2 separate regions of the Homo sapiens genome follow, and region 1 is linked to region 2. Evidence: chromatin loops called from intact Hi-C (ENCODE). Cell type or tissue: heart left ventricle. All regions are shown on one strand.

Evidence for each region. Peaks named below come from ENCODE experiments on the same cell type or tissue, not always from the same donor. Only the 100,000 strongest peaks of a DNase experiment are listed, where the experiment ranks them.
Region 1: a loop joins it to region 2, with 3 times the contacts of the local background. A loop is called at or near these places in 53 of 110 quality-filtered maps.

The regions. Positions count from the first base shown.
Region 1 is chr9:110,612,438-110,617,437 of GRCh38, reverse strand. It overlaps LOC105376218 (a long non-coding RNA gene), which reads right to left and starts at 3,393. Exons shown (of 3, transcript XR_007061731.1): 1 at 186-3,393. RefSeq lists an enhancer at 1-149. In heart left ventricle, no CTCF peak of the experiment used is centred here; no DNase peak of the experiment used is centred here.
Region 2 is chr9:110,450,464-110,455,463 of GRCh38, reverse strand. It overlaps SVEP1 (sushi, von Willebrand factor type A, EGF and pentraxin domain containing 1), which reads left to right. Exons shown (of 48, transcript NM_153366.4): 23 at 4,062-4,175. Among named protein-coding and RNA genes, the nearest start is that of TXNDC8, 120 kb to the right of the region's middle. In heart left ventricle, a CTCF peak has its summit at 3,063 (motif pointing left); no DNase peak of the experiment used is centred here.

The DNA of each region.
Region 1 (5,000 bases), 160 kb before region 2:
AGAACTTGAAATTCTCTGGTCTCACCCAAATGTACTGAATCAAAAACTCTAGCAATCTATTTTATCAAACTCCCCTGGTGATTCTGATCATGCTAACAAGTTTGCAGTAAAAGAGTCACTTCGTAGCACAATAGAATCACCTAGGGAACTTTAAAAAATCTTGATGCTCAGGTTGCAATTCATACCATTTAAATCAGGGTCCTTGTGTGGGATCCAGGTGTCGGTGTTTTTTTAAATTCCTCGGGTGATTCCAGTGTGCATTCAAGTTTGAAAATCAGTGTCCTAAAGAAGACAGACTATGCAAATTCATTTTACTGGCTATAGTTCTCAGAATTACTATAAATTATTGGATGACATTACATTTATCAGAAACAATAATTGACTGCCATTTTTGCCTTATCTTTTATAAGAGAGTTTGTCACACTTCATTCCCCTCCCACTCTGTTTCTTCCTTTACTTAATCTAGTAGAAACCCTCAGGTGACATTATTACCACAAACGTGGAAAACATTTCAAAGTGAAATTCAAGCCCTATGTTTAATAATCCTAGGGACTTACAAGAGGAAACAAGAGAACAAAAAGGGAAGTATTTGTTTTGAGAAGAGCAAAGCCTAAAGAAAAGGCTAATTCTATGAAAGGGTATAGCTGGCAGCCACTGCTACCTGGGTGAGCTTTATGGTAAATAAATTTAATCTCAATAATGCTGTTAAAAATATGTAATCATTTCATGATTTGCGGTGAAAGTGCAGGCATCTGCAGAAAGGTAGAAAGAGTGGAGTGGGAGTGAAATTTTCATGGAGAAGCAATGTTAGCACAGACCACAGATTCTGGTTATGGGGAAAAAAGGAAGAGGAAGGTCTCAGCTAAAAAATATACTGGTGGCAGCATTCAAGTGTTTCTGGAAAGATGAGGATCATTTTAATAAGTCAGTCATAGTCCACTTGTAACTAAGAGGAGTCCAGTTTGGGAGACACCACAAGGACCATGTCTTTCTGCTCTTAAAGTCATAGGGAAGATCTTGGATGAAAGTCAGAACTCCCACAGAGTATGGGAGAAATGAGGCCCAGCTCTGGTGGTTTAAAGAAATTCATATTAAATATGGAGGTGGCCCTTGGGAGGTTCAAACATTATAACTTTTTGGCTTAACCAGTGAATCCATTGCACACTCTGTTGCTGTTGTACTCAAAATATTGCTAGCAAGAAGACACTCTTATGATTATCAAGCTACTAGCAAAATGTTGCCTAAGAGTATATATTTTTCCCTCACAGGCGGTATTAGCTTGGGGATACCACTCCCAAATAAGAAGAAATTGATAAAAACTGCTTAAGCACTTTGAGACAGAGCTAAGAACTACGTCTTTGAAATATGTATTTTCTACCATATAAATTAACAGAAACTAATTGGAAAGCTGGAAAGAAAGGAGGGACTCTGGATGTGAACCCATAAACCAGAATTTACAGGCCTAAGATGTATGAGAAAACAAGGCGTATAGATGTCCTTCAGTGTCTTAGCCTTGCCAAAATTATTTGGGCAAGGAACTTGGTTCCTCTGAGGACTGTTCATCCTTTAAAGCAGGAAATAAAGCTTATGAGACAAGCTACATGCTACTGAAAATTGGTGGATTTGGGGGATAGTGTTGTAAGACCCATAGAATGCAAACGCTGTACTGTAACTATGGCCACACCACAGAAAGTTTTGCCAGAATGGTTAAGTTCTGAGTCAGAAAAGGGAACAAAAACCTGGAGGAGATGGCTCCCCTGGAGATAGCCCAAAGCCTCAAATCCATCTGTAATGATGCTGGAAGCAGAAAGGCCCTTGACTGAGGGTGTGGCCATGCAAAGAGTAGCAGACAAGTGCTTTGAACCTTCCTGAATATGCACTAATACAAAGTATACACATCGCCGCTGAGGGGTTTGGCAGAGGGGAATGGGAATCGGGTTTCTAGAAAGATAGGCTAGTCTGATATGCTTCAAAATGTTTCTGCAGATGCCTAAGGTTTCTGAGGTTCCTGAAGGTTATGTCAATTATCACTCACAATAAATAAAGTCTTGGAAAGGAGGAGGGATGGTATTCAAAGTTAATAGAAAAAAAAGTAAGAGGAATAAATCAAACATTGGTAAAGATTCAAGACTAAGCTTGATGGAAGCAGGCAATGGCTTTGAATAAAGTCTGGAGAGTCCACTGAGATAAATGCCTCCAGTCACTAAAAATTCAGTTTGGGGTGACTTTTGGCATTTATAATTTCCAAGGAATTTGTCCATCTCATCTAAACTGTTGAATTTGTATGCATAAAATTGTTTATTGTATTCCCTTATTAGCCTTTTTAATGTCTGTAGGGTCTGCAGTGATATCTCCCTTTCAGTCCTGGTACTGGTCATTTGTATCTTCTTCCTCTTCCCACTCTCCCATGTTAGATATGAGTTCTAAATTTCTTTTCAAAGAATCAATATGTCAGTATGTTCAATTCTTTGCCTTCTACTTTTAAACTTAACTTCCTCATAAAGCAACCTTTTTCGATTACCTGCTCCACTCTGACTCATTTCAATCACCTGCTCCACCCTGACTCATTCTGATTACCTGCTCCACCATGACTGATTCCGATTACCTACTCCACCCTCACTCATTCCGATTAACTGCTCTGTCATAACCATTTTTCCTCCCAAACCACTCACCCTGTCACTCTCTTTAAAGTAGCCAATCAGAATTAGTTTAGCCTGTGCGGTCTAACCCTAGCCAATAGGGGAACGACACAGCATCAGAGGCCATGTGTGTCGGGGTAAGAACCCCTTTCCCTCCCTTGTCCAGGTGTGCACTCACCATTGCTCCGTCTGTAAGGGCGCACCCTTCTATAGAAGTACCTTGCCTTGCTGATAATTAAAAAGAAAATTTTATATTCGAGTGCTATTTCTTTTGCGGTACCGAAACTTTATTTATAATACCCACCACCCATAGAATGTCTGCATAGAGTTTTACTTAGAGAACCACCTTTTGGTTTCATTGATTTTTCTCTACTATTTTTCTGTTTTCCACTTCATTTATTTCTGTTTTTATATATATCATTTCTACCCTTCTGCTTGTTTGGGGTTTAATTTGATTTTTTTTTTTTTTTTACTAGTTTCTTAAGAGGCTAACAAATTTGAGACCTTCCTTCTTTTTTAATATGAGCATTTAATGATCTTTTCATGTATTTCATAAATTATGATATGTTGTATTTTCATTTTTAGTTAGTTCAAAATATTTTCTAATATCCCTTGAGGTTTTCTCTTTGGCTCATGGATTTTTTAATTTCCACATATTTTGGGATTTTCCAGATGTATTTCTGTTATTGATTTCTATTTAATTCCTTAAAGGTTAGAGCACATACTTTGCATGATTCCAATTATTGTAAATCAATTAAGGCTTGTGTTATGGCCCAGCATATGGTCTTTCTTGATGAATATTCCATGAACAGTTGAAAATATTGTGTATTATGCTAATGTTGGGTGGTGTATTCTATAAATGTCAACTAGTGTTGTTTTAGTCTTCTATATCTTTATTGATTTTTCTGTCTAGTTCTTCTAATTCCTGAGTGTAGATATCTTCAAATAGATTTGTTAATTTTCCTATTTCTTCTTTCAGTTCTCTCAGTTTTTGCTTCACATAGTTTGATGCCTGTTGTCAGGAGCATACACATTTAGGATTATTACATATTCTCGGACAATTCACCCCTTCCTCAGTATTTAATGTCTTTTCTTATCCCTGATAATATTTTTAATTCTGAAGTCTATTCTATCTGATATTAATAAAGCAACTCCAGTATTCTTTTGATTGGTGTTTTCATGATGTATCTTTTATCTTTCTCTTATTTTATCTATCTATATATCTATATTTAAATGTGTTTCCTGTAGTCACATAATTGTCTTTTTAAAAATTGAATTTGATAGTCTGTTTTTTAATTAGAACATATAGAAATGTAGAAATCTTACCTGGTCCCTTTATGCTCTCTTCTTTATGTAGTGAATATATATAATATATATAATATAATACTTATATATAATATTATATTATTAGTTATGTTAATATAATATTAGGGTTAGGCTTAGGATTACTATCCCTGTTGTATAAATGAAAACACCAATACTCAGAGAGGTGAGGCAACTTGCCTATGGCCATATAATTATATTACATAATATAATAATAATGATATAATATCTGTGCATATTATATATATAATATATATTCATTTACTCACATGGAAACCCCCACCAGACAATATTATAATTTTGGCTTTTGATAATTCTACTTACTTAAAGAACTTAAAAGTAGAAAAATAGGCTTTTAGAGTTGACCTTTGAACAATACATGTTTGAACTGTGTGGGTCCACTTATACACAGACTTTTTTCAACCAGATGTGAATCGAAAATACAGTACTGAAGATCTAAACCCTGCAAATCATGAGGGCCAACTTTTTGTATACGTGGATTCTACCGGGCCAAATGCCGGACTTGAGTATACGCAAATTTTGGTATATGTAGTGGTTTGGAACCAATCACCTGTATGTATTGAGGGATGATTGTATGTTTACCTTAATATCTACATTTCTGTTTTTCTAAAGCGCTTCCTTCTACATTTATTTTAAAGCAGGTCTGCTGCCTACCAATTCTTCAAGCTTTCGATCAGCTGAAAATGTCTCTAGTTTGCTATCATTCCTGAAGGTCTTTTCATTGAATATAGGCTTAGGAGCTGGCAATTTTTTTTCCCTTTTAGCACTTGAAGGTTGGTATTTCCCTATCTCTAGCCTCCACAGCTTTTGATAAGAAAATTGTTGTTCCCCTGAATGTAATGTGTTATTTGTCACTGACCACTCTCTCTATATATAAATATTTAAATCTTTGGTTAAGTAGTTAATTATGTGTATTAGCATGGTTTTCTCTGAGTTTATTCTATGTGGGGTTCTCAGAACTTCTTGAATCTGTAAATTTGTGTCTTAAATTCATAAAACTTACAAAGTGTTCACCTA
Region 2 (5,000 bases):
ATTTTCTAATATTACTTATTTGCATTGGGAAAGTGTTCTTGTCCTTTTCCGGTTATGTAAGGAGAACAAGATATCAATATGGCAGTATGTAATTGCTTTATAAAACAAGCAGGCGTGTTCCCATCTTTGCCAGCTAGATGTGTGACCTTGGACAAGACATTTAACTTCACTGAACCTGTTTCTTCATTAGTAAAAATGGAGGTGAGGAAATGACAGAAAATATGTAAAGCCTACTACAAATACAAGGTCATCCCCAAGCTTTTTACTAGTATTTTACTGAATTTATGAAGTGTATATGCCAATTTCTGTGGATGTTCATGTGTGTGTGTGAATATGTGTGTGTATAATTATTACTAACTGTGGACTTCAGGCGCATGTATCCTTGAAATTGTTATGGACCACTATGCCTCTCCTTTTAACTTAAATAAATACATATTTAAGTGTTATCTTATTTTTTAGCATTCAAAATCTTTGTCTTTATTTATGACTTAAATAATTTCAACTTTTATTTTAAATTCAGAGAGTACAAGTGCAGGTTTGTTACATGGATATATTGCATGATGCTGAGGTTTGGAGTACAGATAATTCCATCACCCAGGTAGTGAGAATAGTACCTAATATGTAGTTTTGCAGCCCACACCACCTTTCTTCTCCCCTCTAATAGTATCCAGCATCTATTGTTCCTATTTTTATTCCATGTGTACTCAATGTTTAGCTCCCATTTTAAGTGAGAACATGCAGTATTTGGCTTTCTGTTCCTGCTTTAATTCACTTAGAATAATGGCCTGCAGCTGCATCCATGTTGCTGCAAACGACATGATTTTGTGGAGTTTTTATGACTACATAATATTCGATGATGTATAAGTACCACATTTTCTTTATCTAATCCACCATTGATGGGCACCTAGGTGTATTCCATGTCTTTGCTATTGTAAATAGCACTGGGATGAACTTACAAGTGCATGTGTCTTTTTGGTAGAACAATTTATTTTCCTTTGGATGTATACCCAGTAATGGGATTGCTGGGATTACTGGCCAACCATACGCAGAAGAATGAAACTGAACCCCAGCCTTTCACCATATACAAAAATTAACTTGGATTAAAGATTTAAATGTAAAACTTCAAACTATAAAAATCCTAGAAGAAAACCTAGGGAATACCCTTCTTGACATTGGCCTTGGCAAAGGATGTATGGCTGAGTCCCCAAAAGCAATTGCAACAAAAACAAAAATTAACAAGTGGGATCTAATTAAATCGAAGAGCTTCTGCACTGCAAAAGAAAGCATCAATGGAGTAAACAGAAAACCTACAGAATGGGAGAAAATATTTGAAAACTATGCATCTGACAAAGGCCTAGTATTCAGAATCTATAAGGAGCTTAAACAAATCAACAAGCAAAATACAAATAACCTCATTAAATAGTGGGCAAAGGACATGAACAGACACTTCTCTAAGAAGACACATAAGCAACCAACAAACATGAAAAAAAGCTCATCATCGCTAATCATCAGAAAAGGCCAATCAAAACGACAGTGAGATACCATCTCACACCAGTCAGAATGGCTTTTTTTTTTTTTTAATTTTTGTATTTTTTGAGATGGAGTCTCGCTGTGTCGCCCAGGCTGGAGTGCAGTGGCATGATCTCGGCTCACTACAACCTCTGCCTCCCAAGTTCAAACAATTCTCCTGTCTTAGCCTCCCAAGTAGCTGAGACTACAGGCGCATGCCACCATGCCCGGCTAATTTTTTGTATTTTTAGTAGAGATGGGGTTTCACCATATTGGTCAGGCTGGTCTTGAACTCCTGACCTCAAGTGATCCACCCACTCCAGCCTCCCAAAGTGCTGGGATTACAGGCCTGAGCCACCCCGCCCCTGGCCAGAATGGCTATTATTAAAGAGTCAAAAAATAACACATGCTGGCAAGTTATAGAAAAACATGGATCACTTATATACTTTTTTAGGAATGTAAATTAGTTCAGCCACTCTGGAAAGCAGTTTGGAGATTTCTCTAAGTGTATATCTTAAGAGTCGCAGCTTCCAGCACCTTCTCACAAAAATAGTTCAGAAACAGTGATCTTATTCTCAATTCCCTTGTTAACCCACATTATAATTATTATAATATTGATGATATATTCTAATAAAATAGACTAGGATTTACTACTTTATAAATAGTAATGACCCCATAATATTATTATGGAGAGTACTGAGATCATCTAAATCATCCAGCATTGTACCTAACTCATCATTATTATACTAAAAAGATATCTGAATATATATTTTAATATGTGTGGGTATATAATTTTCTATATTTTAAAAAGTTTAGTAAAATCCTGATAACATTTCAAAGGAACCAGATTCTAATAATTTTATTGTGTATCTAAAAACAACTTCCATAAAGACATAAAAATGTTTAACATAACTTACAGTAGTAATCATTTGGAACAACTCATATATTTTCTCTATTTCACATCCATGCAACACTGGTAGTCCCAGGCTTATGAAAAGATATATTGAGTTTATACAGTAAAATTGCATTTCATCTGGAAGTGTAATTTGAAAGTTTATATATAGGGAGACATTTTAAATAGTCAAAGTTGCCTTGAAAATCCTTCAAATAAGCCATCAAGTAGAGTGGACTTGATATTGCACTTGATAAAGTGATAGCATACTCTATCAATTATAGTGGACAGGCATGCTGTTTAGAAATATGCCTATTTTACCTCAACAACAGAAGAAATCATTTTTATCTTATGAACACCAAAGCGTGTGGCTTGCATTTAGGGGCCACATCACACATATCTTGAAACAAATTTCTCTCAGCTTATATTCTAAGAGGTCCACATGCTGTGAGACCAACTGCAGACCAGCAGACTCATCACCCCTAACCAAGGGTGTGTATTCAACAGCTGGAACCACATCCAGATTGCTTGCCTGGTTTCCATTTTCTTTCTCATGCTCTTTCCTCTCCACCGTCTGCCTATGGTTGCATTTCCTTAGACAGTATTAAAATTATGCACCTGTATCCTACAATTCTTTATTTAAAATTCCAAATCTCATATTAGCGACACCTGGTGTTGAATCATAGTAAAAACTTGTGACAAGAATGGCAGACACATACTATGAGAAAAGTAGAACCAAGTTTCTAAATAAAATAAATATACATTTACTAGATGTGAAATGTATTATGTATGTTATTTATTAGACATTAAATTTATTTTGTGGGTTTACTGTGAAAAAACAAGTGTTCATAATGGTCTGTATGAAAGTGTAGATTTTATGTTAGATTTACTGTTCTCAAAAAACAACCTTTATTATGAAATTTCCTTTTAGCATATTTTAATGTCAAGGTACATAAATTATTAGATATGTGTTACATAATGCCATGAGTTATAAATTTAAGCATCCTTGAACTCTTCAACCCAACGAGTCTTTGTACGTCTTTTCTTGAACATGAAGATTTATGGTTCTAGGCTCATTTCTGTGCCTGTCCTTGGCAATGTCACAGACCTCTTTGGATCTGTTTCTAGATGTGTAAAATAAAGGCTATGAATAACATTAGTTGTTCCCAAATTATGTTCACACAAAACATGGGACAGCTGCACAGAAATTTGGCTGTGTTTCCCTAATTTGCAGAAGAAAATGAGTTATTTTCTTCATTCAATATATTTCTCCCATAATTTTTGCCAACTTTGTAACTGTAATGCTGTAACTGTTACCACTTAACTCTAAAGGGAATAAACTCAAAAAGAGAACAACTAGCAAACAAATAAGGAGAAAAAATTTAAAACAAAATCACACATCTTTTTCACTAAAAAAAATATGGTCAGATATTCGTGGTTATCATTTTCCATTGCATGCTGAATATGTTAGGTTTCTTGCTAGAAAAATTTTGCAGTTCACAGAATAGAAGAAACATTTTATTTCAACATGTTTGTCACAAACATGTTAGCCATGATTTCCAATTTCCCTATTCCAATGCCTGAACAACTTGCTTGGAAACTATTGGTCTTAAAGTTCTGTCAAGTTTTCTCCAGCTCAAAGATGAATGATTCTTTGCAGGTCAGCGGTGTGAAGAAAATATAAATGAGTGTAGCTCCAGTCCTTGTTTAAATAAAGGAATCTGTGTTGATGGTGTGGCTGGCTATCGTTGCACATGTGTGAAAGGATTTGTAGGTAAGATGTTTCCAGTCTTCCTATGTTGTCTTAAAATCTTGTAAACCACCACAAATTAGTACATTTCTTAACATATATATTAATGTGAATTTTTGGATTTTATTACTGTATGGTGATTATGTAAGAGAAAGTCCTCATTTTCTGAGGAAATACACACTGAGGGGTTTGGGGTAAAAGGGCATGCAGGTCTGCAATTTACTCTCAAATGGTTCAGCAAAAAATAATTTGTGTATGTGGTGTGTGTGTGTAAAGGCAAACTTTCAAGAAGGAACTGGAGACAAATCATGTAATATCATATTGCAAACAGATGTACAATAATATGGTTTAAAAGTGTATGCTTAATTTCTAAAGAGTAAATCCAAGAAAGTGTCCAGTGAAGGAAAAAGGCAAGATCAAAGAAACAGGCAAGTTTTGAATGGAATTTACTAGCTTTATTTCTTAACATTATCTCAATTAGATGTCTATTACCAAACTTAATTTCAACAAAAAGTAAGATTTAAAAAAGCAGATTATCGGCTGGGCATGGTGGTTCACGCCTGTAATCCCAGCATTTTGGGAGGCCGAGGCAGGTGGATTACTTGAGCTCAGGATTTCAAGACCACCTCGGCCAACATGGTGAAACCCTGTCTCTACTAAAAAAAAAATACAAAAATTAGCCAGGTGTGGTGGTGGGTGCCTGTAGTCTCAGCTACTCAGGAGGCTGAGGCAGGAGAATCGCTTGAACCTAGGAGGTGAAAGTTGCAGTGAGCCGAGATCGCGCCACTGTACTCCAGACTGGGAGAGAGAGCAAGACTCTGTCTCAAAAAAAAAAAAAAAAAAAACAGA